2 separate regions of the Homo sapiens genome follow, and region 1 is linked to region 2. The links are chromatin contacts, found by Hi-C or POLR2A ChIA-PET in ENCODE. All regions are on one chromosome and are shown on one strand. Each heading gives the region's core, a stretch centred on a gene start or an enhancer-like site at or near the end of the contact. The rest is flanking DNA. Distances are from core to core; before and after follow the strand shown. Region 1 overlaps MAP3K13 (mitogen-activated protein kinase kinase kinase 13). Region 2 has its middle 5.4 kb from the start of LIPH.

What was found. Hi-C counts contacts between places; a loop is a spot of excess contacts on that map. ChIA-PET counts read pairs that join two places held with the same protein, here RNA polymerase II (POLR2A). Pooled maps may share reads with other maps.
Region 1: a pooled map shows a loop between it and region 2 (4-fold over the local background). The contact joins two enhancer-like sites. A Hi-C loop is called at or near these places in 2 of 37 single-sample maps with no recorded cell type and 2 of 50 pooled maps. POLR2A ChIA-PET finds 5 or more read pairs at or near these places in 3 of 52 experiments (HEK293T, PC-9 and activated T-cell).

The regions. Positions count from the first base shown.
Region 1 is chr3:185,418,179-185,424,518 of GRCh38, reverse strand. The region is part of intron 1 of MAP3K13 (mitogen-activated protein kinase kinase kinase 13); the gene reads right to left. It also overlaps the pseudogene RPL4P4. Among named protein-coding and RNA genes, the nearest start is that of MAP3K13, 58 kb to the right of the region's middle. Within about 2 kb of position 3,583, at least 4 of the 41 ENCODE cell types and tissues checked have a DNase peak (open chromatin) inside an H3K27ac peak, as active enhancers do.
Region 2 is chr3:185,554,695-185,561,320 of GRCh38, reverse strand. No RefSeq gene overlaps it. Among named protein-coding and RNA genes, the nearest start is that of LIPH, 5.4 kb to the right of the region's middle. RefSeq lists an enhancer at 5,817-6,492. Within about 2 kb of position 2,085, at least 16 of the 41 ENCODE cell types and tissues checked have a DNase peak (open chromatin) inside an H3K27ac peak, as active enhancers do.

The DNA of each region.
Region 1 (6,340 bases), core at 2,334-4,833, 140 kb after region 2:
GCCAGCTCCAGCACCATAATCCTTGTAATAATGTCATTTCTATTTCACAAGAGAAGAAATTTCTCTAAAGTAATATACTCAGTAAGTAATAGAGCAGGAATTAAAATCTAGCTCAAAGTTCAGATTCCCCAAATCCTTTGCCTTTTTTACAACACGATGGAACATTTTATGACTCCTCACTTTCATAGAGTGCTTTCCAGGTTAAAAAATGCTGTTATCTGTGATCATTTGATCTAAGTTTTTGATCCCTAGGTAAGGAATCCAGAACACAGAATGATTATCCCTATTTTTCATGGAAGGAAATGAAGGCCTACAAAGAGGTAGATGCTAAAGGTCACAGAGCCGGGATGAAATACCGGGTTATTTTCCCTAATCATGACATTCTCTCCTGTACCAGGCAATCTCTGAAGACATGGTTCCTATCCTGTTGAAGCTCACAGACTACTTACGGAACTAATAATTACACTGAAGGAATAACCTCCTGCCATCATCCCCCATGACAAGTGAGCCATATTCCGTTCTACAGAGCCAAGAGAGATGGGAACAATGCTAAAAGAGGTAGGATTTGAGATGGACCTTTAAAGGTAAGGCGTGTGACAGACGGAAGGAAATCAGGGGCGAACAAGAGCACTGGCAGAGGCAGGGAAGCGGGAATGACCAGAGCGTGCGTGATGGGGCTGCTGACCCAGAAACAGCAGTGGCTAATGTGGGGGAGCAGTGTGCAGCAAGGGTAACTCCTGCTGCCACACGTGGGCTCTGAAAGCTTACGATACAGTGCAGGTGATTCTTCCCTCCTAACAAACCAGAGAGATCACTTTAACTGGACGGGGTTAGGTTAAGAGGCACTTAAATTATAGGGTATGGAGAAATCTAGGCCTTGAGAAGCTCCCTGGGAATATAAGGTTGGGGCAGGGGGAAGAAAGAAGAAAAACTGGAGCCCTTTGTTACAGACACCATTCCACCCACTCCAGCCTCCCCTCCCCTGTTCTTTTCGTGCTCATCTCTGAGCTTTGACATTACTGATCTCCTCATTATACTTTCTGGCTGATCACCTGCCACAACCTTGAGCTGTCTCCTGCCTTTGGCCTCTCTGACCTTGCCCTGCCTCATCTCTTTTAAGACTGCTGATTTCATACTATCTGACCTAGCCAGTGACTCAGCAGTTACTTCCGGTCTGCCTTGGCTGCCAGGACTCTTGGTTATCCTATACAGCAGCAGTCCCCAACCTCTTTGGCACCAGGGACCAGTTTTGTGGAAGACACTACTTCCACGGACCAGGCAGGGGGGATGGTTTCAAGATGGTTCAAGTGCATTACATGTATTGTGTACTTTATTTCTATTATAATTACATTGTAATACATAATGAAGTAATTCTACAACTCACTATAATGTAGAATCAGTGGGAGCCCTGAGCTTGTTTTCCTGCAACTAGACAGTCCTATCTGGGGGTGATGGGGGACAGTGACAGATCATTAGTCATTAGATTCTCATAAAGGGCACATAACCTAGATCCCTAGATCCCTCGCATGCACAGTTCACAATAGGGTTTGTGCTCCCATGAGAATCTAATGCCCCATGGATCTGACAGGAGGTGGAGCTCAGGTGGTAATGCAAGTGACAGGGAGTGGCTGTAAACACAGAGGAAGCTCTGCTCGCTCACCCACCTGCTGCTCACCTCCTGCTGTTCCGCCCAGTTCCTAACAGGCCACAGACTGGTACCAGACCATGGCCTGGAGGTTGGGAACCCCTGCTATACAGCACAAGTCTTACGTGCTATTGGCTCACATGAATTGCATACCCAAATATATATGTGAATTTCAGCCAAACACTTACTTGTGTGATTTATTTTTTTGAATCAAACTATCAGACTTTATATTAATTCCTCGTAAATTTCTACTTTGTCAATTTTTTATCCCGAACTTCTGCCCAATACATAATGTTAGGATGGGCTCATACACAGAAAGTTAGAAAAACACATGTTTGTTTTGTAATTTTTTTCCTATCTCTAACAGGTTAAGGATGAATGTAAAGTGGACCTGTTCCCATTGGCATGAGAATGAGTCTAATCACAGTCATCATACGCGTTTGATATTTAAGAGATCAGGGGAAAACAGGACAATCAAGGAATATGGTTCAACCTACTTATTTCACATATGAGAATCAAATTTCAGAGAGATTGTCGACTTGCTTAATATAACATCTGACCAGTGGCAGAGCTGAGATGAGTCCTCCTTCCTCAGCCCAGCTCCTTCCACTAGCATGGTTGTTTGTTTATTTGAAGAGAAACAAATAGCCGTGGTATCATGGCCACTGATGACAAAAACAATAGCAAGTCCCAGTGCTATTCTAGATGCACTAAAACTATTCCCAAGGAAACACTAGTGCCTACCTAGCGGGGTGACCCTGCGCCTATCCACAGGCCAGCAGGAGGCTACCCACTGACTGCTCTCAGAGTAGGCAGAGGTGAGGTAAACCTCAAGGGTGTATAAAGATGTGTAGTCAAATAGGCTTCCCTCATGCTCACCAAGAATATCTAGTCCAACGGGTCCCAACAAAGGCAGAGAAATAGAGAGGTACAAGAACAAAGGGAAAGAAAAATCATCACCATGGCTATATTCAAATATGATCAGAGCTGACTCTACATTTAAGAAGAGTGTAGGAAGCTAAAAATACCTAAGTTTTACCTGTGTTTGTATGCACACCCACACGCTGCCACTGCACAGTGAAGAGACTGTTAGGTGGAAACTGCGGGAACACAGGTGGTTCCACTATCTCTGGCTGTCTTCTGCCCTCTCAGTTCCTCTCTCCCTGTGCAAATCTGGCTCAGGTACCCTCATGGGAACTGATTGTTTGGTCCTTTCAATTCATAAGAAATCAAAACTAGTATAAATTAGAAGGAGACAGAAAGGAAGTGGGGCAAGATTTTTGAATGTTGAGAGTCAAAGGGAAAAAGACAAGGAACATTGGAGGGATAAAGGGCAAGTTTGGAATGGCACCCTTATCAAAAGAAAGTACTATGGGAGCCAGGTGCGGTGGCTCATGCCTGTAATCCCAGCACTTTGGGAGGCTGAGGCAGGCAGATCACCTGAGGTCAGGAGTTCGAGATCAGCCTGCTCAACATGGTGAAACCCCATCTCTACTAAACTACAAAAAATTAGCTGGGCATGGTGGCAGGCGCCTGTAATTCCAGCTACTCGGGAGGCTGAGGCAGGAGAATTGCTTGAACCCAGGCAGGAGGTGGAGAATGCAGTGAACCGAGATGCTGCCACTGCACTTCAGCCTGGGCAATAGAGGGAGACTCCGCCTCGAAAACAAAACAAAAACAAACAAACAAAACAAAACAAAACAAAAAAAGAAAAGAAAAGAAAAGAAAAAAGAAAAAGAAAGTACTCCGGGAAGGTCTGTAGGTGAGGTGATGCTACTGCCGCCCTTACAACAGGTCCCGATCCGCAAAGGGTGCAGGAAGTGCTCCCGTATCTGCCCTTGAGGAACACTTTCCCTACCTTCTGAGTTTCTTGGCCCCAAGAGGAGGAAGTGGTTTGTGCAAAATTAGTAGGCAAGAGTTGGAGACAGCAGCAGCTGTGCATTTGGCAGGGCACTGCCAATTTCTGGAAATTACCTTGGTTTTGTGCCAAGATCCCAGGATGCAATGTAGAGAGAAAGAGGAATGGAGGAGGTAATGTGGCCAAATGGCCCTTAAATTCTTGGATTTCTATCATAGAATACAATTTTTCCCATGTTACTAATTGAGGATTTTTATAATGATCAGATTTTAAATTTTATATCATAAATATGAATAAATCAAAGATTTTGGACAATTTAGCCCCACAAAGTTTTTGATGTGACTAAAATTGAATAAAAAATTAAAGTAAGCATTATTGCTACAAGATTTATTGATTGACACTGAGCTCTTTCTAAGCTATCTTCTCTTTACTTGGCGTCTTCTTGCCTATCTTTAAAAATGAATACAACACTGCCATCTTAGTCTTCTGGTCATTTCTCTAAAATTCATATAGCAGTTGAGAACATAAAATAATTTCTGCTTCTAGGAGCATCAATCCCATTTTAAAACTTAGATTACTTTACTTGTGCATAGTAATAACATAAAATGATCTTTCCAGGATAGAGGTCTGTCACCCAGATCTTAATTTGAACTTTGAAAACATTAGCTAGCTTCTTCGAATGGAGTTGTGTGATTAGAAGTATGTGACTTCAAATCAGGTAAAAAGAATGGCCTACAATCGTGCCTTTATCCCTACTTACTCTCTTAACTGTGGACCATCTCCTGAAACGCCTATTTGAAGGAACAATAAAAACTCAAATCGACAAAATCCACTGACCTACCTCTTTTCATCTTCTTTATAATATTTCATGAAACAATTATGCATTCAAAAATATTGATTCCATGTTTACCATGTACCTATATTTTCGGTTAAGATTATGAATGTTTAATAATCTTGAAGTATGCTGGAGACATCAAAAAAATAAAAATTACAAAGAAGCAAATTCTCCATGGTGACAAATTACCTTTTGAATACCAGTACCTATAAATGCAACTGTGATTACAGTTAAAATAAGTTTATTGTAGGCTTTAAAATGAATAAAGATACTTCATTTTCAGAGTAGTAGTCTATAAATTTATCAAGAAATAGAAACTTGTGAGGCTTCAAAAATGCCTTAAGTCAAAGGTGAAACATCTTGACCAAAGGAATGATTTATCCATAAATCATATCATAAATGCTATCTCCATAAATCTTTAATAAATAATATATGGTATTTTAAGTATTAATATTCAACATTTTCTGACCTAAATCCAGCTGCCATATGAATGATAAAATCAGTAACTTTAAATGTTTTAAAAATAAGATACAGACATATATGTACCTTTAAATATATAAATATTAATAGGCATAAAAATTTAAAATGTGTATAATTAAGTAAGCATTTTAAGAAATTATGTTTAAAAGGTCAACAGTGGTTATTACTGTTGTTCTTTGAAGTTTTCTATATTTTTCCAAATTTCTACCATTAGCATGCATTATTTGTTTAATCAGAGGTTTTCAATACAAATCCTTGTTGCTTTAAACGCACAGATTAATGGGCCCACTTCACTATATTTTCAGATATGAAAAATGATGTGAAATGTTAAGGATACTGTCAGGAAAGCTAATTGTCACTGTGTGCTGAGGCTTGCAAACAGGCATAAAAAGAACTATAGGCCGGATGTGCTGGCTCACGCCTGTAATCCCAACATTTTGGGAGGCCAAGGTGGAAGGATCCCCTGAGGTCAGGAGTTCGAGACCAGCCTGGCCAACATGGTGAAACCCCAGCTCTACTAAAAATACAAAAATTAGCACACCTGTAGTCCCAGCTACTCAGGAGGCTGAGGCAGGAGAATTGCTTTAACCCGGGAGGCAGAGGTTGCAGTGAGCCAAGATCACGCCACTGCACTCCAGCCTGGGTGACAGAGTGAGACTCTGTCTCAAAAAAAAAAAAAAGAATTATAAATTCAAAATGAAAATAAAAGTGAACTTAAAAAGACGACAATGAGCAAACAAAAGTTAATGACTCCTATTTTGTTTTTACCTTTTCTACTAATGAGATTCACATTTGATTCTAGAAAAGGCAGAATGATCATGATTAAGAGAACTGAAACCCAAAACAGATGAAAAGACAAGAACATGCTTTTCCTGTGGCAGCAGCCGGGCTGAGAGGAGCGTGGCTGTCTCCTCTCTCCGCCATGGCGTGTGCTCGCCCAATGATATCGGTGTACTCCGAAAAGGGGGAGTCATCTGGCAAAAATGTCACTTAGCCTGCTGTATTCAAGGCTCCTATTCGACCAGATATTGTGAACTTTGTTCACACCAACTTGCGCAAAAACAACAGACAGCCCTACGCTGCCAGTGAATTAGCAGGTCATCAGACCAGTGCTGAGTCTTGGGGTACTGGCAGAGCTATGGCTCGAATTCCCAGAGTTCGAGGTGGTGGGACTCACCGCTCTGGCCAGGGTGCTTTTGGAAACATGTGTCGTGGAGGCCGAAGGTTTGCACCAACCAAAACCTGGCGCCGTTGGCATCGTAGAGTGAACACAACCCAAAAACGATATGCCATCTGTTCTGCCCTGGCTGCCTCAGCCCTACCAGCACTGGTCATGTCTAAAGGTCATCGTATTGAGGAAGTTCCTGAACTTCCTTTGGTATTTGAAGATAAAGTTGAAGGCTACAAGAAGACCAAGGAAGCTGTTTTGCTCCTTAAGAAACTTAAAGCCTGGAATGATATCGAAAAGGTCTATGCCTCTCAGCGAATGAGAGCTGGCAAAGGCAAAATGAGAAACCGTCGC
Region 2 (6,626 bases), core at 836-3,335:
GAGGCAGCATGCAAACTCCCCTCGTACTCCAGAAAAACAGAAAAAAGACAAGGCCAGAAAGGCTGATGCTGGAAATAGGAAATGGGAACTTGCATATTAGGAGGACAATCATAATCAGCCACTTTCCTTCCCTCCTGGAGGCACCCCTCCAGCAGGGAAGTTGGTTGAGAGACGTGGTCACCCGATCATACCGATGTTCGCTGACCAGGGGGTCTTATCTAAGAACTGTCCCTTGGGCGGCCTCTAGTCTCCTTAAGGGGGATGGGAGGTGCTGTTGGCCGAACGAACGGGGCCAACAAACGCAGGTCCCTTGAAGGGTGGAGGAAAGGAGGGCAATGGGTTTTCTATAGGGGGAGGAAAAGGCTCCGGTCGCCTTATCCTTACTAGAAAAAATGTCCTCCTTAGGCCTCTCTACAGAAGGGAATGAAGTAGAGAGAGGAGCACTGCCCCGCCCCCGCTGTTCTGGTTCCTGTCTTTCCTCACTAGAAAAAATCTCTTCCTTATTCCCCATAGAAGGGAATGAAGTGGAGAGAGGAATCCCTCCCTTTAAATCTTCTGAATTATTTTCAGGTGGAGATAATGGGCCGTCTAACCGCGATCTGGCAGATAAAGAGGATACAACGCAGAGTGTACCAGCGCCCAGGTGGTCAAAATAGTAAAATTAGTAAAATGACCTTGCTCATATCCTCTTTTCAGGCAGCGACCTACCTGCTCCCATAGCTCTAAATCTAAGGTTCCTTGATCAGGAAACCAAGGACATTCCTGCCGAATTAAAAGCATGAGCTTGTGTAGAGCTCCAGGCTCTACAGTGCACTGGACAGCCTTAAATAGCTGTTGCACTGTTTTAAAAATACTTTCTGGGCCGGGCGCAGTGGTTCACACCTGTAATCCCAGCACTTTGGGAGGCGGAGGCGGGCGGATCACGAGGTCGGGAGGTCGAGATCACTCTGGCTAACGCGGTGAAACCCCGTCTCTACTAGGCTGGCAGGCGCCTGTAGTCCCAGCTACTCGGGAGGCTGAGGCAGGAGAATGGTGTGAACCCGGGAGGCGGAGCTTGCAGTGAGCGGAGATCGCGCCACTGCACTCCAGCCTGGGCGGCAGAGCGAGACTCCATATCAAAACAAACAAACAAACAAAAAAAACTTTCTGTTCTTTGGTCATTTCCTGACCCATGATAACTCAACACCTGATATTTTACGTGTGGGTCGTGTCCTCCTGATAGGAGTCAGGAATCTCTCCCTTTAAATCTTCTGAATTCTTTTCAGGTGGAGATTCACCGAAAATTGATGAGCTCTCCTCCTTCACACGTAACTTTAAGGCGATCATGTCGGGGACACCACTTGCAGAGCTTATAGTTTACAATGAATGCCACGAAATGGGTTCTCAGACAATTCCAGCTGAGCGGGGCGGGGGGCAGCTCTTATTTATTTTTTAACTATACTTTAAGTTTTGGGTTACATGTGCAGAACGTGCAGTTTTGTTACACAGGTATACACGTGCCCTGGTTTGCTGCACCCATCAACCCGTCACCTACATTAGGTATTTCTCCTAATGTTATCCCTCCCCTAGCCCCCCACTCCACCACAGGCCCCGATGTGTGAACAGACGCTTCTCAAAAGAAGACATTTATGCAGCCAACAGACACGAGAAAAGATCATCACTGGTCATTAGAGAAATGCAAATCAAAACCACGATGAGATACCATCTCACGCCAGTTAGAATGGGGGGTGGCTCTTCTTTTTTTTTTTTTTTTTTTGAGACGGAGTCGCTCTGTTGCCCAGGCTGGAGTGCAGTGGCATGATCTCGGCTCACTGCAACCTCTGCCTCCTGGGTTCAAGCAATTCTCTGCCTCAGCCTCCCGAGTAGCTGGGATTACAGGCACCTGCCACCACGCCCGGCTAATTTTTTTGTATTTTTAGTAGAGACGGGGTTTCATCATCTTGACCAGGCTGGTCTTGAATCGTGATCCACCCCTCTCCGTCTCCCAAAGTGCTAGGATTACAGGCGTGAGCCACCGCGCCCGGCATTGCGGGGTAGCTCTTCTAAGAGAGTCCGCCCCGGCATCCGTCCGCCAAGTATTTATTGAAAGGGCTTGTTAAACCACAAACATCCACTAGATGGCGTTTTTGAGGTCGGGTCGTGAGGCACCTGTGGCCTTGTAAAAGCACTCAAACTGCATTCTCAGGAGGCTGTTTTCAGCGTTCCTTATCACACCACACACTCCACTCCCTGTCCTGTTTTCAGGGTCGAGTTTCATTCTCATGCACAAATAACATACACACAGCGCCTCAGTATTTTTCCATGCCCCGACCTCAAATGCCTTGTACATAAGCTTGACTATGTTGCCTTGCGCCCCCCACAGTTGGCATCACAGGCATGAGCCACCATGCTGGCCTATATTAGCATTATTATTACCATTTTCATTGTTAATGTGTCTATCTTCTTGAGGGAAGGAGCATGTTCTATTTCTTCCTTATTTCTTGTACTGAGAGCTCCAGAAATGTTCCATAAATGAGGGAATGATGAAATGAAACAAATAAATGGAATTGGGGAAAGTTACCCTTATCTCTTTGCAGGATATGAATTGAAGAAACCCACTTATCTTTCCAAACTTGGACTGCAAGTGAGAAATGGCAGGGTCACTGATGTGGAAGGGAAGACCAAAGGGTGTTATAGTGAGTCATATACCAGCTTGGAGCCCTAGACCTGGGCGGGTGGGGACGTAGGTCACCTTTCTTGGCTGTTGAAACAAATGAGAGTTATAAAATCTCCACCCCTTAGTTCCATTACACTTCATACCTGTTTTTCCTGTCCATGCGTTTGGAAGCTTGCCTGTACCTTTTAAATATGTTCTCTGTAGCAAGTGACTTCTAGGTTTAATAAAGAAGAAGAAAAACCCATAGGTTTCTAGATTGGAAACTAGGAAAACTGTGGTATTCTTGAGTTGTAATCAGGAGGTCATAGAATTGAGAAAATAGTAATTAACTGATTGGAAATGAAGAAATGCTTTTTCTTAGAATACTTTTGAATAAATTATTTCAAATGATTATGAGTTGACTCATCTTTTAAAATTGTGGAAAAGTTCTTTTTTTTTTTTTTTGAGACTGAGTCTTGCTCTGTTGTGCAGACTGGAATGCAGTGGCGCAATCTCGGTTCACTGCAACCTCCACCTCCCGGGTTCAAGCGATTCTCCTGCCTCAGCCTCCCGAGTAGCTGGGATTACAGGCGCCTGCCACGATGCCCAGCTAATTTGTGTGTGTGTGTGTGTGTGTGTGTGTGTGTGTGTGTATATTTGAGACGGAGTTTCACTCTTGTTTCCCAGGCTGGAGTGCAATGGCACAACCTCAGCTCACCACAACCTCTGCCTCCCAACCTCTACCTCCTGGGTTCAAGCAATTCTCCTGTCTCAGCCTCCCAAGTAGCTGGGATTATAGGCATAAGCCACCACACCTGGTGAATTTTTTTGTATTTTTAGTAGAGACGGGATTTCATCATATTGGTGAGGCTGGTCTCGAACTCCTGACCTCAGGTGATCCACCCACCTCAGCCTCCCAAAGTGCTGGGATTACAGACATAAGCCACCACGCCCAGCCTGGAAAACTTTATTTTGAAATAATTTTTGGGTCGGGCCTGGTGGCATACACCTGTAATCCCAGGACTTTGGGAGGCCGAGGAGAGTGGATCACCTGAGTCCAGGAGTTTGAGACCAGCCTGGCCAACATGGCAAAACGCTGTCTCTACTAAAAAATACAAAAATTAGCTCTGCGTGGTGGCACATGCCTGTAATCCCAGCTACTCAGGAGGCTGAGGGGCAGGAGGATAGCTAGAAACTGGGAGGCGGAGGTTGTGGTGAACCGAGGTTGCACCACTACACTCTAGCCTGGGCTACAGAGCAAGACTGTCACAAAAAAAAAAAAAAGAAAACTAAAAGAAAATAAAAATAATTATTGGTTCTCAGAAAGTTACAAAAATAGGTGCAGTGGCTTGTGCCTATGGTCCCAGCTACTCAGGAGGCTGAGGTGGAGGATCAGTTGAGCCCAAGAGTTGGAGGTTGTGGTGGGTGACAGGGTGAGACCTTGTCTCAAAAAAATAAAAAATCAATATAAAAATAAGCAAAACAAAAAAATTGACCCTGGTTGACAATCCACAGATCTCATTTAGAGTTTCACATGTAAATGTGTGTAGTTCTGTGCTATTTTATCACCTGTCCACCACCACATAGCCACTACCACAATTAAGATACACAATTATTTCATCACTAAAAGATGATTTTTTTTTTTTTAAGATGGAGTCTTGCTCTTGTCACCCAGGCTGGAGTGCAATGGCACAATATCGGCTCACTGCAACCTCTACCTCCTGGGTTCAAGCAATTCTTCTGCCTCAGCCTTCCGAGTAGTTGGGATTACAGGCACCTGCCACCACACCCAGCTAACTTTTGTATTTTTAGTAGAGTCGGGGTTTCACCATGTTGGCCAGGCTCGTCTCCAACTCCTGACAAAGGTGATCCACCTGCCTCGGCCTTCCAAAGTGCTGGGATTACAGGCATGAGCCTGGCCAACTAAAAGATTCTTCTACAGTCAAACCCATTCTCCTCTCCTCCCTGCCTCTCCTCTCCCCATTCTCGGGAATGTTTTATGTTTTCTTATATTTGATATTTCTCACTATTGCAAAAAAATAAGGGACAGATTCTCCCATCGATTTTTGTGCTGTTCTGAAAGCCTAAAATAGAAAGGAGCACGTTAAGAAGTTAGAGACCTTCTGTGCCCACCAGCAGGAAAATCGTTAATAGTAACACAAAGAGGCCAGGCACGGTGGCTCATGCCTGTAATCCCAGCACTTTGAGAGGCTAAGGCGGGAGGACTGCTTGAGTCCAGGGGTTTGAGACCAGCCTGGGCAACACTGTGAGACACCATCTCTACAAAAACATTAAAAAATTAGCAGGGCATGGTGACATGTGCCTGTGACCCCAGCTCCTCAGGAGGCTGAGGTGGGAGAATCCCTTAAGCCCAGGAGGTCAAGACCAGTGAGCTGTGATGGAGTCACTGCACTCAAGTCTGGATGACAGAGTGAGACCCTGTTTCAAAAACAACAACAACAACAAAAAGTAACACAAAGAATCCTCCCAACAGAAATGATTCCCTTTCCTATAATTGGATAGTTTCCAGGAAAATGTACATTAGCTCTGTGTAGATAAGCACTTGGCATGGTACTTAAAACTCACAGGACCTAACAAATATTTATCAGGCAAGTACACTGATTGAACAGGGAGCAAGGAATTCCCTAACAGGTTCCTAAAAGAGATGTGAAACAAGTCTCCATTTGTTCCAGAGGGCAGTTGTTTTCAAATTAGTAAAGCTTACAGCAATAAAAGCAAATTTTTCTCTAAACTAAACAAAAGCTGAGCGAAAAATAGACAGGCTAACAGGCCATCTATTTGGTTTTTCTTTTTTTTTTGTTGTCAAGACAGAGTCTCACTCTGTCGCCCAGGCTGGAGTGCAGTGGCGCGATCTTGGCTCACTGCAACCTCCACCTCCCAGATTCAAGCGATTCTCCTGCCTCAGCCTTCCAAGTAGCTGGGATTATAGGCGTTTGCCACCACGCCTGGCTCACTTTTGTATTTTTAGTAAAGATGAGGTTTCACCATGTTGGCCAGGCTGGTGTCGAACTCCTGACCTCAGGTGATCCGCCCGCCTTGGCCTCCCAAAGTGTTGGAATTACAGGCCTGGGCCATCACACCCGACCTATTTGGTTTCACTTATTCACAGTTCCTTAATTTATTTCTCCAAGCAGGAGACAAAACCAAAACCAAAAACAGGCTGAAGTGGTGACTGAAGTCTCTCACCTGAAGACCCAAGACTTAGGGTGCCCCCAGTCCTAAAAGTCCTGTCTAAGTCTCTCTTCTCAACATTGTGCAGCCTGCCTTCTGCTGGATAGGAAAGGTACAGATGTGTGGCCAGCTAGATAATAACAACAGTTATCAAGCTGCCAGAGCGCTCACCTTAGCGCAGTGCTAAGGACTTTAGCTGTAATATCTCATTTAGTCCGTATAACAACCCTGTGAAATGTGTGATTTTATTATCTTCATTTTACAGCTAAGAAAACAGACTTTAAGTACCTAAATGTTGGGTCAGGCACGGTGACTCATGCCTGTAATCTCAACACTTTGGGAGGCTGAGGTGGGAATATCACTTGAATCCAGAAGTTCTGAGACCAGCCTGGGCAATGTAGCAAGTATCCCACCTCTACAATCACAAAATTAGCCGTGCGTGGTGGCATACACCTGTAGTTCTAGGGAAGCTGAGGCAGGGGGATCACTTGAGCCTAGGAGTTCGAGGTTACAGTGAGCTTGCACCACTGCACTCCAGCCTGGGTGGTAGAGTGAGACTTTGTCTGAAAAAAAAAAAAAAAGAAAAGAAAAGAAAGCGGCGGGCCGGGCGCGGTGGCTGACGCCTGTAATCCCAGCACTTTGGGAGGCCGAGGCGGGCGGATCACGAGGTCAGGAGATGAGACCATCCTGGCTAACACGGTGAAACCTCGTCTCTACTAAAAATACAAAAAAATCAGCCGGGCGTGGTGGCGGGCGCCTGTAGCCCCAGCTACTCGGGAGGCTGAGGCGGGAGAATGGC